Linked DNA regions of Homo sapiens: region 2 is linked to region 1. Evidence: read pairs that join two places in POLR2A ChIA-PET (ENCODE). Cell type or tissue: OCI-LY7. All regions are shown on one strand. Each heading gives the region's core, and the rest is flanking DNA. Links, peaks and the distances in the headings are about the cores only. Region 1 overlaps LOC105369917 (a long non-coding RNA gene). Region 2 overlaps METAP2 (methionyl aminopeptidase 2).

The links. Peaks named below come from ENCODE experiments on the same cell type or tissue, not always from the same donor. Only the 100,000 strongest peaks of a DNase experiment are listed, where the experiment ranks them.
Region 2: POLR2A ChIA-PET joins it to region 1 with 10 read pairs; 3 of 35 experiments call an interaction of 5 or more read pairs at or near these places.

Annotation. Positions count from the first base shown.
Region 1 is chr12:95,342,300-95,351,669 of GRCh38, reverse strand. It overlaps LOC105369917 (a long non-coding RNA gene), which reads left to right. Exons shown (of 11, transcript XR_001749265.1): 9 at 8,778-8,894. Among named protein-coding and RNA genes, the nearest start is that of MIR3685, 37 kb to the right of the region's middle. In OCI-LY7, for the core only: CTCF peaks have their summits at 8,084 and 8,290; DNase peaks (open chromatin) are centred at 2,189, 7,619, 7,979, 8,337 and 1 weaker place; H3K4me3 peaks cover 3,423 bases; H3K27ac peaks cover 7,420 bases.
Region 2 is chr12:95,511,695-95,521,064 of GRCh38, reverse strand. It overlaps METAP2 (methionyl aminopeptidase 2), which reads right to left. Exons shown (of 11, transcript NM_006838.4): 9 at 9,067-9,170; 10 at 8,149-8,264; 11 at 5,226-7,413. The coding sequence ends at 7,161. USP44 (ubiquitin specific peptidase 44) reads left to right here. Exons shown (of 6, transcript NM_032147.5): 5 at 1-68; 6 at 2,712-4,505. The coding sequence ends at 2,911. Among named protein-coding and RNA genes, the nearest start is that of USP44, 35 kb to the left of the region's middle. RefSeq lists a silencer at 1,805-2,005. In OCI-LY7, for the core only: no CTCF peak of the experiment used is centred there; no DNase peak of the experiment used is centred there.

The DNA.
Region 1 (9,370 bases), core at 754-8,753:
ACAGGGTGTTCATCTTGGTTGGAGTGCAGCTTTGTCCTTTAGATTGCTTCTTTTTCTCTTTTACCTCTCATTGCCATGTGTTTGAGGCAGGAGGTTGGAAGCTTTGCTCAAAGCAAGGACTTAAAATGCCTTTTTGAGCAGAGGTAGAGGGTTGTAGCTTGAAACTTGACTTTTAGTGATTCCACAGACACCAGCTGACACATCAGAATTATTCAGGGATGCTCAGAATGCCACTCCAGGAACCTGATGTTGCCACGCTGTGTTTACCTGCCGTAAACCCCAGGAAAGGAAAGGTGGGGATGGAGGAGTCAGTGGTCATTGGAAAACAAGAAGAGTGTCACTGAAGCTGGGAGTCTTAGAAGCCTGTTCTTACAGGGTGGAGATCAGAGCTTTAATTCAAATGCATCTGATTTCTTTGATATAAATCCCTGCCTCTGGCTCTCAGCTCTCTGCAGGCACCTAGCCACTGGTGAAGGTGTTGTTGATTCTCTTGCTACTTCTTATGGCCCACTCATATTTTATACCAAACCATACACTCTGAAAGTTCTTTTCTCTTTTTTTTTTTTTTTTTTTGTCATTGTGCTCTTCAGGATATAAGATAGCTAATAGCTCACTCTGGAAATAGCATTAATACATTGGGGTGAGGGGGAAGTGGAGGACTCATTTTATCAGATGTTAAGGTTTTTATGACGTGATAGTAACTAAGATATTGTAGTATTGGCACCAGGCTAGTTAAATAGACCAATGGAACAGAAATAGAAAGACCTGACTGACCCAGGAACATGGGGAAACTTGATTTACAACAGAGATCGAATTACAAACCAGGAGGAATGGATTATTCAATCAATGGTGCTGGGACAACTGATTATCTATCTTAGATTCCTATTTTCCATAATAAACTCCAGGTAAAGAGCTAATCATTAAAAGCCAAATAATAAAACATTTAGAAGAAAACATCAGGATAATTTTTTCTTATCACCTTCAGGTAGAAAATTGTTTTGTTTTTTTTTTGAGACAGTCTTGCTCTGTCAACCAGGCTGCAGTTCAGTGGCGTGATCTGCTCACTGCAACCTCCACCTCCCAGATTCAAGCAATTGTCCTGCCTCAGCCTCCCAAGTAGCTGGGATTACAGATTACAGGTACACACCACCACACCCGGCTAATTTTTGTATTTTTAGTAGAAACGGGGTTTCACCCTGTCGGCCAGGCTGGCCTCAAACTCCTGACCCGCCCGCCTCGGCCTCCCAAAGTGCTGGGATTACAGGCATAAGCCACCTCGCCTGGCTGAAAATAAATTCTTAAACCAAATGCACACCAAAAAATCACAAACATAAGGGATAGGATTAATTAGTTTAACTATATTAAAATAAAAATCTTCCATATAAAAAGGACACCATAAGCAGAAGGAAAAGACAAGCCACAGATGGAGACAAATGTTAGCAAAATATATGATTGGCAAATAGACCCTTTGCTGAACAATATGGCAATGTCTAGTAAAATTGAAGGCACGAATAATCCAGAGAAATTCTATACCGTAGGAAATGTGCAAAAATTTCATTGCAGCAGTTCTCTGTAGTAAAAAATTGGAAATTATGTAAATGTCCATCAACAAGAGAATGTATCAGTTGTTTGTTGTGGACAACTGCCATTGGCTCTTATCATGCAGCATCTATACCTCCCTCCTAAGTTTGGGGACTCCCCTACCTGCTGAGGCAGAGTCCCCTCCCACAATAAAAGCCAAAAATACCACTTTTTTTTTTTTTTTTTTCCCTGAGACAGCCTCCCTCTGTCACCCAGGCTGGAGTGCAGTGGCGCAATCTTGGTTCATTGCAACCCCTACCTCCCGGGTTCAAGCAATTCTGCCTCAGCCTCCCGAGTAGCTGGGACAACAGGCATGCACCACCATGCCTGGCTAATTTCTTTGCATTTTTAATAGAGATGGGGTTTCACCATGTTGGCCAGGCTGGTCTTGAATTCCCGACCTCAAGTGATCCGCCCACCTCAGCCTCCCAAAGTGCTGGCATTACGGGCATGAGCCACCACACCCAGTCCCATCTTCTTGATTTCCCAGTTTCTCCTGCAGCTAGGGCCCAGGCACATGACCCAGGCTCCAAAGATCAGATGCGCCTGCCCCAGACTTTCATGCAGCTGCAGGGGCTGCCCGGACTTTCTGGGAGGAAGAGCAGTGGTTCCGCTTGGCTTCTAGTGGCTGTAATGGCTGTGGTTCCTGCAGCTGTGTTTTGGGTCAGGAGGACCAACAGTGCAAGCCGTAGGGTCTGTCCAGCAGCCGTTGTTGTGGTGTTGCTATTGGACACATTCTACAGCATGATTAGGGACATTTTCCCTGGCAGTGGAGCCTCCAAACCCAAGTCTTCCACTCTTGCAAAGGTCTTCCAAGTTATTGAATACATTCCTTTTTGTTTGTTTGCTTAAATTAACCAGTTTGTTTCTGTTGCTTGCAAATAAAAACCCTCATCCTAACAGATTATGGGTTATTACATACTTATATGACATACATGAGAATGACATACACCAAAATTAGGATAAAACGTTGAGTGAAATCAGGCAGGAGTCCTCAGGGACTTTCAGTTGTGTCTCAAATTGTAACAATGGAAAAAATATAAACATATATAGCAAATGGAGTAAAGCATTAATTTGTATTAATATTTGATATTAATACAATAAAGCTCGGTGGTGTGCATGGGGGTGTTATATTATCTTCATATTTTTATGAATATATTAACTACTCCATTATATGCACACACCAACACACATATGTAAACTTTTACTATAATTCAAAATGTACTATTCTGAACATTTCAAAGAAACAATATTCTGCTGATATTATGTGTTTGTCTTTCCATGAAAGAAGATCCATCTCTAAGTTAGCCTGCATCTAAATTCACTAATAAACATTATGCTGAAAAAGGAAAAAATATATTGAAAATAGGTCTGGTGGGGCATTAAGGCAAATGCTGAAATAATGTATTATATTTGCATGCATGGGTTTTCTTAAGCCAAGCAGATACCGTAAATCACCATCATTTTGTAGAAATGCGTTTCTACTGAGGAAAGGCATCAAGACATTTCAAAAAGCATGGCTTCAACAAACATAGCTGATCATTCATCACACTAAGTTGCTTAGTGCATTTGTTTGCTTCAGTTGCTTTAACAAACTACCAGAGCCCAAGGGACTGACATGACAGAAATTAATTTTCTCACAGTTCTGGAAGCTGGAAGTCCATGATCAAGGTCCGTAGCATCAGTATCTGATGAAGGCTCTCTTCCCGGCTTATGGATGGCCACCTTATTGCTGTGTCCTCACGTGGCAGGCAGCAAAAGTCAGCTCTCTGGTGTCCTCTTCTTATAAGGACACTAATCTTATCAGATCAGGATCCCACCCTTATAACATCATTTAACCTTAATTACCTCCATAAAGCCTCTATCTCCAAATACATTGAGGTTTGGAGCGTCAACATACAAATTTTGGGGGGACACATTGAGTCCACAGCACTCAGGTTAAGGGTAAAGAAACTGAAAACACCCAGCACTTTGGAAGGCTGAGGCAGGCGGATCACTTGAGGTCAGCAGTTCGAGGCCAGCCTGGCCAACATAATGAAATCCCGTCTCTTCTAAAAATACTAAAATTAGTCGGGCATGGTGCCACACGCCTGTAATCTCAGCTACAAGGGAGGCTGAGGCAGGAGAATCGCTTGAACCCAGGAGGTGGGGGTTGCAGTGAGCCAAGATCGCTCCACTGCATTCCAGCCTGGGTGACAAGAGCAAGACTCTGTCTCAAAAAAAAAAAAAAAAAAAAAAAAGGCCTGGCACGGTGGCTCACGCCTATAATCCCAGAACTTTGGGAGGCAGGCAGATCACAAGATCAGGAGTTTGAGACCAGCCTGACCAACATGGTGAAACCCTGTCTCTACTAAAAATACAAAAAGTTAGCCAGACATGGTGGCGGGTGCCTGTAGTCCCAGCAACTCGGGAGGCTGAGGCAGGAGAATCGTTTAAACCCGGGAGGTGGAGGTTGCAGTGAGCCAGTATCGCGCCACTGCACTCCAGCTTGGGTGACAGACAGAGACTCTGTCTCATTAAAAAAAAAAAAAAAAAAAAAAAGGACACTGAAATCAACAGTGAATATTTTAATGATAATAAAATGTACTCCTGGCCAGGCACAGTGGCTCATGCCTATAATCCCAGCACTTTGGAAGGCCAAGGTGGGAGGACTGCTTGAGGTGAAATTTGAGCCCAGCCCGGGCAACACAGCAAGACCCCATCTCTGTATTAAAAAATAAAAATAAATAAGATGTACTCTTCTAGCTACCCAGGAATGCCAGTTTAAAATAACCTAATTAAAATACTATATTTTTAAACAAATTTCAGCGTCTCATAAAATTCTTTAAGCTAATTAAAATTCATGAAAGGTTGGTTTTATATGCTTCATAACCCCCCTGGAAGTTTTGTGGAAACACAAACTTACCCCTACATAATAGATGTTAATACTGAAGCACAAAGAAATGAGAAGATTTGCAATCACATTAAGAGTGAGTGACAGGCCAGGTACGGTGGCTCACACCTGTAATCCCAGCACTTTGGGAGGCCTAGACGGGTGGATTACTTGTGGTCAGGAGTTCAAGGCCAGCCTAGCCAACATGGTGAAGCCTCATCTCTACAAAAACACAAAAATTAACTCGGCATGATGGTGGGTGCCTATAATCCCAGCTACTTGGGAGGCTGAGGCGGGAGAATCTCTTGAACCCAGGTGGCGGAGGTTGCAGTGAGCCGAGATTGTGCACTCCAGCAGCCTGGGCAACAGAGCAAAAATTCTGTCTAAAAAAAAAAAAAAAAAAAAGAGTAAGTGACAGATTATGAATCCAAATTTAGCTTTCTGATTTCCATTCTAGCTGTTGGGCTACATAGCTTATTTAGTAGAGGCAATAAAACCAACTCATAAACACCTTACAGATATTTCAGGATCCAGCAAGATAGCAGTATTACAATAGAAAAAATATATGCATGTGTTCAAATCACAGCTGTCATTTACTGCTTGTGTGTTTTTGGTATAATTACTGAATTTCCAGAGCCTCAGTTTTCTCATCTGTAAGGGAATAAAAGTAAGTAACTTACAGACCAGCCTTGTATGCATTCTTCTTAGGTATGTTACAGTGCAATTAACATTCTAGTAATTGCTGGTCAATTATTTGCAATCATTTGGATTCATTGGTCCTCTGAACACGTATTTTATGTTTCTTTCAGAGCCATCGGTGCCTGTATAGCTGAAAAGGCTTATGTTTAACTCTTTTAGTGTATTGACAAATATTTTAACATGTTGGTAAATAAAATCCTGTCCAGAATTAAATGTCAATGCTTTACTAAAGTAATCGCTTGTATATCAGGGGTGTCCTTTCTGTCCTTTCATTTCTTTAATGTGATTTCTAACCATTATATTTCTAGGGTTCCTTTTCCCATTGAAAGCAAGGATACCTGGTTTGCTTCCCAGCTGGTTTGTCCCATGGTCCTAAGGAGAACACTGTGCAGGGACACAGGGCACACGTGCCAATGTAGCTCTCACAGCATCCTGAAAGTGACAGACCTGGAGTATGATCACCTTAGAAGCAGCCAGATGTCCTCTGCGGACCAGGTCATCATAGTCTATGTCTTCTCCTTCAAGCAAAAGGACAAGACTATCAAAGAAGTGGCCAAAGTATATAGGGAGCTATATACTTTTTTTTTTTCTGTTGGCTTCTCAACACACTTTTTTTTTTAACTGAGATATGACATTCGTATAATAAAGATCACAAATCTTAAGGGTATATACCATAATGAATTTTTATGTATATACACACCTGTGTAATCACCACCCAGATCAAATACAGAATTCTTCCAGGCTTGAAAAATCTCTCTCCTACTCCTTCTCATTGAGTAACCTACCCACCTGCCCACCCCCAGGAAACCACTATTCTGCCTTCTATCAGCATGAATTACTTTCATCTGTTCTAGATCTTCATGGACTCACACAGTATGCACTTGTTGATACACAGTTCATTTTAATGCTTCTTCTACCAGAGAATGGGAATAGTAAATACCAGTCATGAGCCAATATTCCCCCATTCTGTGTCTATAGCAGACATCACTAATCCATCATTCTTTTTTTGTTTGTTTGTTTGAGACAGAGTCTTGTTCTGTTGCCCAGGCTGGAGTGCAGTTGTGTGATCTCAGCTCACTGCAGCCTCCACCTTCTGGGTTCAAGTGATTCTCATGCCTCAGCCTCCGGAGTAGCTGGCAAGCACCAACCACGTTTGGCTAATTTTTTTTTTTTTTTTTTTTGTATTTTTAGTAGAGATGGGGTTTCACGGTGCTAGCCAGGCTGGTCTCAAACTTCTGACCTCAAGTCATCTGCGCCCACCTTGGCCTCCCAAAGTGCTGGGATTACAGGCGTGAGCCACCATGCTCAGCCCATCATTCTTTTCAACTGAGCCTAGACTGGGCCCTAAACTCTTTTTTGCTGATTGCACACCAAATAGCCACCACAGACTGATCTCAGAGGCCACTTATGAAACTGAGTTTGGAATCTATCACCACGACTTTCATTTCCTGACTGTCCCTTCTTTCCAATCCCACTGCTTCTGCCTACTTCAGGCCTTCATCACTCCCGAACTGATTTTCTCCAATGCTCTAACTAGTTCTTGCTTTTAGTCTTGAGACCTCTAATATTTCCTACCCATTTCAGGGTGTTTTTTTTTTTTTTTTTTTTTTTTTTGAGATGGGGGTCTCGCTCTGTCGCCCAGACTGGAGTGCAGTGGCGCGATCTCAGCTCACTGCAAGCTCCGCCTCCCAGGTTCACGCCATTCTCCTGTCTCAGCCTCCCGAGTAGCTGGGACTACAGGCACCCACCACCACACCCGGCTAATTTTTTGTATTTTTAGTAGAGACGGGGTTTCACCATGTTAGCCAGGATGATCTCGATCTCCTGACCTTGTGACCTGCCCACCTCGGCCTCCCAAAGTGCTGGGATTACAGGCGTGAGCGGCGCCTGGCCTTTTTTGTTTGTTTGTTTTGAGACGGAGTCTCACACTGTCACTCGGGCTGGAGTGCAGTGGTGCAATCTCAGCTCACTGCAACCTCTGCCTCCCAGATTCAAGTGATTCTCCTACCTCAGCCTCCCAAGTAGCTGGGATTACAGGCACCTGCCATCACAGCCCGTTAATTTTTTGTATTTTTAGTAGAGACAGGATTTCACTATGTTGGCCAAGCTGGTCTCGAATGCCTGACCTTGTGATCCACCCGCCTCGGCCTCCCAAAGTGCTGGGATTACAGGCGTGAGCCACCGTGCCCAGCCAGGTGTTCTTTTTAATATCCGAACATGTCTGCATCATTCTTCTGCTTATAAGTCTCTAAGGACTTCCCTTTAGGCCAAGTCCAAGTTCCTTAGTCTGACATGGAGGGCCCACTCCCACTGGGGCTCTCTCAGCCCTGCCTGTAGATGGCAAATATTTCTTTCAGATCTTTAAAATGTCAGAGTCTCAGTTAATCTTTCCTCAATCGGACAAGAGAAGGCCTCAGAGAAAGCCCTCTTCTGCCTGCATCAGTGCAGATTCTCTGCAGATGCAAATCTCCCCCACAAAAGACAGTTCTGCAGGGTGACTTCTATTCATTGGCTCTCTGAACAGCCACCTCAAAATATGCCAAAGAAGTATATTTCGGGGTGAAATATTTTTATTTCCTTCAGTCCTCACTTTGAAACTTGAAAAAGTTTCACATCTGAAAAGCTAAATTGATAGCTTTGCAGAGATTTGGGTGATAGGCTGCAGAGATAAAGATAGGCAAAGGAGTGGAAAAAAACAAATTGGGATAAGCAAAAACGGGCAAATTTAAATATATCATTCCGTGTCTTCTTGAATCAGTCTCTTAGTCCTAAGAATAAATCAGTTCAGTTAAACAGCTGTGTCCCATTCAGGAGGTGGCATTGCAGATGGGCTAGGCCTTTAGAGATGACGCAGGCAAACAGACAGATCTTTAATAAGAGGCACAAAATGTAAATTTTGACCAAGGACATATTATTTTGTACAACGGGGCTGATAGCAACCTTGCAAGGAGGTCACATGTCATTCTGTAACTGAAAGCTAAAGAAGGAGAATCACAACAGCATTGGCTGAGTCCCCTAAATTTCCAGAAAGTTGATTATTTTTTAGGTCAGCAAGAGGAAGGGAATAATCCCGTGACCAGAGAACCTAAAGAGAATACAAATAAGAATGAAGAAGGTTATAAAACACAGAAAACTTAGCAAAGACCTCTAGTGTCCTCCAAAAGAGTTGCGTGGCTGGATGAGGGCCTTAGCTATCTCTTAATTCTCTTTCATTCCACCTAACCAGGGAACCACAAGTCCTGCATGATAGTGAAATGATTGAGCTGTACCTGGAAGGTGAACAGCAGTAGATACTCTGGTGGAAGCATCAGGGTGTAGACAGAGCTCTTACAAGGGTGGCCTGAGCCACAGAGAGTGTGTCGTGGGTTCTGGGAGTATAGGGAGGACAGCCTTACCTTCCCAGCCTGCTTTGAAGTTGGCTTCCTCTGCCCCTAGGCTGGAAGCTTCTTGATGGTAAGACTGTGTCATGTTCACCATTGTAGCCCCAGTCCCTATCCCTGGGCCCAGCTCATGGTAAACATTGAAAACATATTTGCTGAATGAATCAATGAACCAATGAATGAGTGAATGGTCTCTCAGTCTGATGGCCATGGTCACTGCTAATTCTTTCTTGGTCTCATTGCAGGTGTTTCTAGGACTATGGGCTTGTAACCTGCTGAGCTAGGTTTCACCTGCAGATACAAAGAAGCTGGTTCACCTGCAGATACAGAGAAACTGGGTGGATGGGAGGGTAGAATCACAGGTAAGAGGGGTCAGACTTCTCATTGGGACAACAAGGTGCATCAAATCCCACGATATCTTTGGATGTAGAGAGGGTCTTATTTATGTACCCCATGTACCCCCTTCTTTTTTTTTTTTTTTTTTTTTTTTGAGATGGAGTCTTGCTCTGTCACCCAGGCTGGAATGCAGTGGCACGATCTCCGCTCACTGCAACCTCTGCCTCCCGGTTCAAGCAGTTCTCCTGCCTCAGCCTCCCGAGTAGCTGGGATTACAGGCGCCCACCATCACGCCCAGCTAATTTTTGTATTTCTAGTAGAGACAGGTTTTCACCATGTTGTCCAGGCTGGTCTTGAACTTCTGGCCTCAAATGATCCGCCTGCCTCAGCCTCCCAAAGTGCTGGGATTAAGGCGTGAGCCACCACACCCAGCATCATTAAAGGACCTTAAACAGACAAGTGACATGCAGAGGTTTTTTTTGTATTTTAGAAAGTTTATTTT
Region 2 (9,370 bases), core at 376-8,375, 170 kb before region 1:
GGTGATGCACCATGGGAAAGGATTTGGCTCAGGGCACTACACTGCCTACTGCTATAATTCTGAAGGAGGTATAGATAAGAAAAAGTATTTTATCTTGGGTTGGACTTGGAGGCTGGAGTTCAGGCTTTAACCGATTTCTAAATTGACTACTAAATCATAAACAAAGCTACTCGACCACTTATTTTCTTAGGGAGAATGCCTCTGCAGGTACTAAAAAATGAGAGTTAATGCATGAAATATTTTCTGTAGGTTTTGCAGTACTTTTGACTAAGGGCTGGAGGGATATAATAATGAGGATAGTCTTGTTGCTAACTAAAAGTCAGAGTGTTAACTTTTCTTAAAGACACACTTCAAAAAGCAGATCGTATGTTTACTGGTTTACTTCAGTTAATTTCGTTAAAGAAATAGGGTACCTAATGAACTGGGGGATCATAGATATTTGGAACAAACACTGCGTTCAAGTTTAACACACAAAACTCACTTATTTTCTGCCTTCTAGGATAGTCTAGTTCTAGCAAAAGTGATTGGATTGAGATTTTATTTTTTACTCCCCCCAACACCTTTTTTTTTTGTGAGATGGAGTCTCGCTCTGTCGCCCAGGCTGGAGTGCAGTGGGACGATCTCAGCTCACTGCAACCTCTGCCTCCCGGGTTCAAGCAATTCTCCTGCCTCAGCCTCCCAAGTAGTTGGGACTACAGGCACATGCCACCATGCCTGGATAATTTTTTGTATTTTCAGTAGAGACGGGGTTTCACCATGTTAGCCAGGATGGTCTCAATCTCCTGACCTTGTGATGCGCCTGCCTCGGCCTCCCAAAGTGGTGGGATTACAGGCATGAGCCACCACACCCAGCCTTACTTCCCCTTTTGATACTTACTGTTGAACAAAGAATGAAACTCCAACTCCCCACCCCCACCCAACACAGCCCAAACAGAAAAAGAGAGGTGAGGACAAGAAGCCCAATAATCCACCAGGGTAACTCAACACTGAGCTACCAAAAACTACCAAGTTAATTGTACACTATTGGCTTTTTTTTTTTTTTTTTTTTTTTTTTTTTGAGACAGAGTCTCACTCTTTCCCCTGGGCTAGAGTACAGCAGCATGATCTCGGCTCACTGCAACCTCCGCCTCCCAAGTAGCTGGGATTGCAGGTGTGCACCACCACGCCTGGCTAATTTTTGTATTTTTAGTAGAGACGGGGTTTCACCATGTTGGCCAGGCTGGTCTTGAACTCCTGGCCTTAAGTGATCTGTCAGCCTTGGTCTCCCAAAGTGCCGGGTTTACAGGCGTGAGCCACCATGCCCGACCCAATTTGCCTTTTAATACAGATTGAGGGCCGGGCGCGGTGGCTCACGCTTGTAATCCCAGCACTTTGGGAGGCCGAGGCGGGTGGATCACGAGGTCAGGAGATCGAGACCACGGTGAAACCCCGTCTCTACTAAAAATAAAAAAAAAAAATTAGCCGGGCGTGGTGGCGGGTGCCTGTAGTCCCAGCTACTCGGAGAGGCTGAGGCAGGAGAATGGCGTGAACCCGGGAGGCGGAGCTTGCAGTGAGCCGAGACTGCGCCACTGTACTCCAGCCTGGGTGACAGAGCGAGACTCCATCTCAAAAAAAAAAAAAAAAAAAAAAAAATACAGATTGAGTATACCTTGTCTGAAATGCTCGGGACCATAAGTGTTTTGAATTTTGGATTTTTTTGCATAGACATTATGAGGTATTGTAAGGATGGGACCCAGGTTTAGACATGAAATTCATTTGCTTCATATACACCTTGTACACATAGCCTAAATATTTTATACAACACTTTAAATAATGAAACAGTTTCATTAACAGAGTGCATATAACAAAGTTTGTACATTGAGCAATCAGCAAACAAAGGTGTCACTATCTCAGCCACTCATATGGACAGTCTGGTGGTTTGGCATCACCATAATTCCTGGCTGATTTTTATATGCTAATATAAGCAGTCATTAGCATACTTATGTGCATGTAATGTACATAAGTGCATTATGCTTATGTGCCCATAAGTTTCACAGTAAAAAATATTAATACAGTGGAAAAAAATGTGTTCAGGGTTACTTATGACATCATGTTGGCACAAAAAGTTTTGGTTTGGAATTTTTTTTTTTAAGACAGTCCCTCTATCACCCAGGCTTGAGGGCAAGCTGCGCCATCCTTGCTCACTGCAACCTCTGCCTCCCAGGTTCAAGCCATTCTCTTGCTTCAGCCTCCTGAGTAGCTGGGAATTCAGGTGTGCACCACCACGCCTGGCGAATTTTTGTATTTTTAGTAGAGACAGGTTTCACCATGTTGGCCAGGCTGGTCTCTAACTCCTGGCCTCAGGTGATCTGCCTGCCTCGGCCTTCCAAAGTGCTAGGATTACAGGCATGAGCCACCATGCCTGGCCAGATTTTGGAATTAGGGATGATCATCCTGTATGATTAGTGGCAAAAGCATTAACTGGTAGATTTACACAAAGAATAAATAGTGTCAGGTACTCTAATCAGTCACATGCTGTGAAAAACTTAAGCTACTTTTAGAATAAAGGTAGATAATTCCAGGGTAACACTGCCCAATCTATATTTCTCATTAAAGAAAAATGAATTGGCTAGAAAATTATTTTCCCTTCAGAAAAAGCTTCTCACTCAATGCCTTTCATACTAGAATTTTCTAAAGTCCCTTCATAAATGTATTTCTGTGCTTCACTCTAGGGTTCTGGGTACACTGCAATGATTCCAAACTAAGCATGTGCACTATGGATGAAGTATGCAAGGCTCAAGCTTATATCTTGTTTTATACCCAACGAGTTACTGAGAATGGACATTCTAAACTTTTGCCTCCAGAGCTCCTGTTGGGGAGCCAACATCCCAATGAAGACGCTGATACCTCGTCTAATGAAATCCTTAGCTGATCCAAAGACAATGGGGTTTTCTTCCTGTGATTTATATATATACTTTTTAAAAGACTGATGTACCATTTTAAACTTCATTTTTTCTTGTGAATCAGTGTATACTACATTTATACATTTTATATCTAACAATTTTTTTTTTTACAAAGTATAAATGTATATATCAACTGAAGGTAACTACTTTTTTCATATTTGGAGTTTTAAACTTTTGGTGTTTACCTCAGACTGATGTTACCTCTTTTATATTTTTATGTCTTAATTGGCTCGGATGATGAACTTGTGCAATCTTCTACCAACAAAGTTCAAGTGGCATCATTTTATATACATGTATCTTTTTCAGGTATTTTCTATACAAATTCTTAATAGATGGAAAATTAGACTCTACTTTGGTCACTAATAGTCTTTCATTTGTATATTGAAGTTACCTTGCCCCTTGGAGTTATTGAAGTGACATGTCAAGGTATCACCTAAATATTCTTCAGTCACACTCACTGGTATTTCTGAGGCTTTGTGTGTTAACAGGCCTTGTAATTGACATTATTTTGGTTAATGTAACCCCAAAATTGCTTTAGTAATTGCTCTTTGGCATAGTCAAACTATAAATGAAAATGGCAGCTTTACAAATAGTATATTTAAGTGAACTCTGGAACTATGGACATGAAAAAAATGATGGCTGGGATTTATGATTTTTGTCTGGCAGCAAACAGGTTTGTCCAGAAGTCTAATAATTAAGCAGTCATAAAAAGTCTGAATTTAGTAAACCAGTGTATGATGTTATTCAAATAGTTTACCTTGGGTATGAGTTCATTTTATAATGTCTGATGACATTAGATCTCTTAAAACTTTATGTATTTTTTTTAGTTCAAAGGAATAGAGTCTTGAAGAGAAAAAATTATAGGGCAGAAAAGATAAGTGTTCAAAATTGGCAACTGGACTATTATTATGTCTAGCATCTCATTCTAAATAACTAAAGCTTGATTTACTCTTGCTAGGATTATGTGACTACTAGGTAGGAGCCTCTTAAAACACTGGCCCTGAGCATTAAAAAAAAAAAAAAAAACTAAAAGCTATCTATCTAAACTTGCACAAAAAAAAATACAGTGTGAGTCACTCTTTTTCTTCTTCTGATAATCTCACTGGGTTTCTTTAAAGTCCTGTTGCTGCTAACTTTATCTTATTTGGAGAGGGTAGAATCAACTAATCTCTGTAGACCAGCTATGTATCTAAGCTCTGTTAACCACAGGAAGATCATGTATCCCTTTTTTATAAGTGGGTTTATTTGCAGGTTGAAGTCTTAGTGAAAGATAGTATCCTGTAGAATGCTGTTCACCACTAGTGATCATCTGTTAAGTACAAACTTGAAAGAGGTCTCTACCAATAAATTTTTCTTAAATTTCACAAAACAAGTCATCTGGGTTAGCTGATAGTGAGGTGCAGTGAGACTTTTATCACTGAATAGACAAATCATTTGTGCCGAAAATACATCTGGAATATTAAATGGCTATGTTTAAAATTGTTCATAATACCTATGCAAGTTGTTACCTCAACTGTTACACACTTCTTAATACCTCATTAAAAATTTACATGGTCAAGATAACCAGAGTCTACTCTTTTCTAATTTCAAGGACTATTTTTAACGTTATACATTTTAGCACGTCATTTTAATGGAACTGTAAAAACTCCTGAGCTATTTGTAATGGTATCGTTGCTTGTACTTATTTCAATATAAAAACATACAAGAGGCCGGACGCCATGGCTCATGCCTGTAATCCCAGCACTTTGGAAGGCCGAGGCGGGCAGATCACAAGGTCAGGAGATCAAGACCATCCTGGCTAACACAGTGAAACCCCATCTCTACTAAAAATACAAAAAAAAAAAAAATTAGCCAGGCGTGGTAGCATGCATCTATAGTCCAGCTACTCAGGAGGCTGAGGCAGGAGAATAGCTTGAACCCGGCTGCAGTGAGCTGAGATCGCGCCACTGCACTCCAGCCTGGGTGACAGAGCGAGACTCCCGCTAAAAAAAAAAAAAAAAAAAAAAAAAAAAAAAACAAAGTGACTTAGCCCTTTACTTTTTAATCCCTTAAAACTAACAAACACCTATGGGGGGAGGCTTGGAAAAGGGGGATATTATTGGGGGGGGGTCTGGGAAATCTGTAGTACTTTCCACTAAATTTTAGTGTGAAAAATGTCTCAAAATACCAACAATAAAATTAAAACCTAAACAATAAACAGAAACTTAGATTTCTTACTATTTATCTTAAATCTCAACATGGACGTCTACATTCTGCTAAGTTGATCTAACAAAAAACAACATGTTTTAGTTGTAAAATAATTTACTAAAGGCACTATTGTTAAACATCAAACTAATAACTTGTTGCCAATAAGGTACATCGTTGTAAACATAACAAAATTTTAAGAGATACATGGCTAATAAGCAAACAATACAATTTTTAGTTACAGCTTTCCTACTTACAAGATCATGTCCCTTCCAGCCATTACAAGGGCATACAGTGATGCCATTGCTCCCAACAGTTACCTGGGAAGGGAGCTTGGAGCTCCTAATTGGTTTGAGATCATGACTGCCAAGGTCTTTAAAAGCTCCAAAAGTCTTCACTCATAAAGGTCAATTCTAAAATTGCTGGGTTTAGAAATCAAGATACTTGCTTTATACTTCCACATCAAAAAGATACGGACTCAACCCCAAAGGAGCTAGCTGGAGGGCCCAGCCCTGACAGTATGTCCAGGCATGAACTGGCGAGCTCTGCTGCTAGCCACAGCATCACAGAGAATGGAGACATTAGTCAAATGTGGCTACTGAACATTAGCACCATAATAAACATAGCTCATACAGCTAAAACCTAGATTGTTTCCCGACAAGGTAACATTCATTTATAGCTCTAATGCTGAAAGAGCAGCTTTTTAATGTAACAGATGATCTAGGTACACAAGTCATAGGTTTCTCTTCCTAGGATAAAAACGTTCAACAAAATACAAACTAAACAGCATCCCAGAGGCAATAAAATCTCATTGTACTGAAACATATACAAATTAAGGCTACCTTGATATATAAATGATTTAGAAATTATGATGGAACATTCCCATAAAATTATTTAAATATAAGAATTCAATTTGTCAAAGAATCAGTAGTGGGCCTCAGTTCAAACAAATTAATATTACCATCGTTACATTCAACTTAATACACTTAGCCGCTATAAGGAAAGTAACTGTAACGTCACTTCCTGAAATACCACTAGTAATGTTAAGAATCCAAACCTGTCAAAGGGGAAGGTATTACAGCATTTGCCTCATGAATGAAAAAGTCCAAGAATTTCAACTTAATTTTTCTAACTAGAACAAGATCCAAACATGGGAAGTTTTTTTTTTTCTTCTTTGCTTTTGTGGCTTTAATACCCTTTTGGTTTTCTGAGCAAGCTGAATACATTCCCTGATAAACACCACCACTGGACAAAGGATCTAAACATTGAGATTTTTACTAAATCAAGGTTTTGAGTTGGCACAATGTTCCTACTAAGTCAAGTTTCAATTAGCACATCTTTCCAATGTCAGGAGAAAAAAAGACAAGGACTACTATGTCCTACAAAGAATGGTGAAATATTCCTAAAGCTGTATATTTATGAAGAAAAGGTGATTGTCCCTTTTTATGCATGTGTAGATCTTGTTTTAGCCACTATGCCAGAAAAGTCTCAGTGTAGAGGTCTACATTTCAGATAAATGTCTCTGCATTTGCCTACATTAAGTTTAGCTATTTATCCTGTCCAGAATTATAACCACAGACATTGAGATGTAGCTCTCAGATCTGAAAATGTCTTTATTTTTTAGAAAATGGATTCCAGGAAGGTTAAAAAGCAACACCAGAGGGTATAGGTGCAGAACTGGATGTAGTCATTCAAAGCATTCAAGTAAGAATATGGCAATATAAATATCCAAAAAGTATCTCTTAGGTATTCAAAACAAAACGTATAAGTCATTCCTAACTAATTTGAGCTTTATAGCATTTTCCTAGACAGGAAGGGGAAAAACAGTTAGCATTTAAAAGTCCGGAAAGCTTTTTCGTTGGTTAATTACATTAGACGGTTTGCCTTTGTCCAAATTCCTTCTTTTTTAAACATGGATAAAAGTATTACATGGGTCCACTGTTAAAACAGACAACATGTGGCAAATTAATTCTGGTATCATGTTTTCCAACAAAGCTCAGAAAATAAAGGTGTTGAGGTGGCTTTGGACTAAGTTTAATAGTCATCTCCTCTGCTGACAACTTCTTTACATGTTGGACGCAACAGGATGGTATGTTCAAATTGCGCTGTATATGATCCTTTAATGTCACATAATGGTGGATATGGATCTACAATGCCCAAGTCACACAGATTCTTCAGAGCCATCAAGTATTTACTTTCTCCCAAGCGATCCAGCCATCTGCGGCAGAAGGCAAGGGTTCCAAAGTTTTCATTGATGACATTTAACAAGTGTTTTGTTCTTGGAAGCCTAAGAGGAGAAAATCCAAAATTAACTGTTGGCAAAAGAGTTACGAACTGATTTCCCTCATTAAGAAAAGCCCAGACCTTAGCTGTGTCCTAGTAGTTGAAGTCCAAAAACTTTTATTGTTGCTCTTTCAACAATCAAAAGCCAGAATGTATAATAGCCCATACCTAATTATAGATGGCAGCTGAATAGGACACCAGCTGGAGGCCATCTTATCATGTTTACGTGTCTACGTGCGCGCGCGTGTGCGTGTGTGTGTGTTATATTCCCCACTAGAGACCTACTACAGGGTATTATGATGTGAATTTCCTTTTGTGTGCAGCAAGCTCAAAGACCTGCATATAAAAGATGTAAATGCAGATTTCAATCATCTTCAAATGTTAAAAAATTTCAATGTAAATTGAAAGACGCTGTAAATGGAAGTTTACCAATGGAAAAATATTAAAGCAAAAACCTAGGAATGCTAGCAAAATAATCTCTGACATTTATGATTATCAGAAACCGGACTTGAAGAGAGCACTTGTGTGTGTGTGTGTGTGTGTGTGTGTGTGTGTGTGTGTGTGTAATTTTTATCTCAGTTAAAATGTTTAACAGGCTATTTTTTTTTCTTATTGTTGGGCTACAGAACTCTACATTCATGAATATACTATTTTGTATGTATGCCACATTTTTTAGAAATGCTGTTAACTCAGAAGAGATGCTAATTAGCCACATAAAATCAATCGTCTCGTCTCTCACCTTATTGGCACATGTCCAACATCAAAATTTTTCATGTAATGTGAACATTCCATATCATCATGAACAACACCTTTTCCTGTACTACCAAAGGTTTCAATTGCATATACTTCTCCTTCCTGAAAAATAAATAAGGGTCAAGGGGAGAGAAAGAAGAAAAATTCAGAACGAATCACAATTACCATCTCTCTTTCTCTCTCTCTCTTTTTGAGACAGAGTCTCTCTCTGCTGCCAGGCTGGAGTGCAGTGGTGAGATCTTGGCTCACTGCAACCTCCACTTTCCAGGTTCAAGCGATTCTCCTGCCTCAGCCTCCCGAGTAGGTGGGACTACAGGCACGTGCCACCATGCCTGGCTAATTTTTGTATTTTTAGTAGATACAAGGTTCCACCATGTTGGCCAGGATGGTCTCAAACTCCTGACCTCACTCAGGTGATCTGCCTGCCTTGGTGTCTCAAAGTGCTGGGATTAACAGGCCTGAGCTACCGAGCCTGGCCTACAATTACCATCTCTTGAAGTCTCTACCTGATTAAGCAGCAACATGAAATAGCCCCTGGCGGTCCTTATCTAGCCTTGCCCTGCTTTATCTCCTTAGCACTTTTTGGTCTTTCTGCTTCCCCCTATGAATTATGTTCACAGCTCTACCCCTAGAGCCTACTATAAAGAGACTGGCACCTGAGAATGCTCAATAAATATTCATTAAATGTTGAATAAACAACCCTTTCACAGCCCCAATTTCCACAACTGATTTAGTGCTGACTATACACAATTTGCAAATTCAAATGGCCCAATTCCTGGCAGGGTGAATATGGATGATAAGCAGCTAATTCTGGTCAGTATAACCATATATTTAACTACCATGACCTTCTGCTTGGAAGAAAAAAATGTCTTCCATGGAAGTAAAATGTTAGTGACACACATACCTCCATTCTTGTTGCCTCCCCTCCTTTCACAATCGGCACTGTTTTTCCAGCATGTATTCTATATTGCCCAATTGAATGTCCATTTAGATTACGGATTGGTTTCACTGTTATAAAAAATAGGGAAATAAAAGTCATTCAGGATCTCAAGAAGCAAAAACAGATCTCTTACATTTTGGTACAGAGTTCAAGCATTTATTCAAAAACCAGGTATGGCTTTACTAAATAACCTTACATTAAGGTAGTTTAATATAAACTGGAATCTAGTGGAATATAAAAAGTAGTTGCAGTGTTATTAATACTAGAA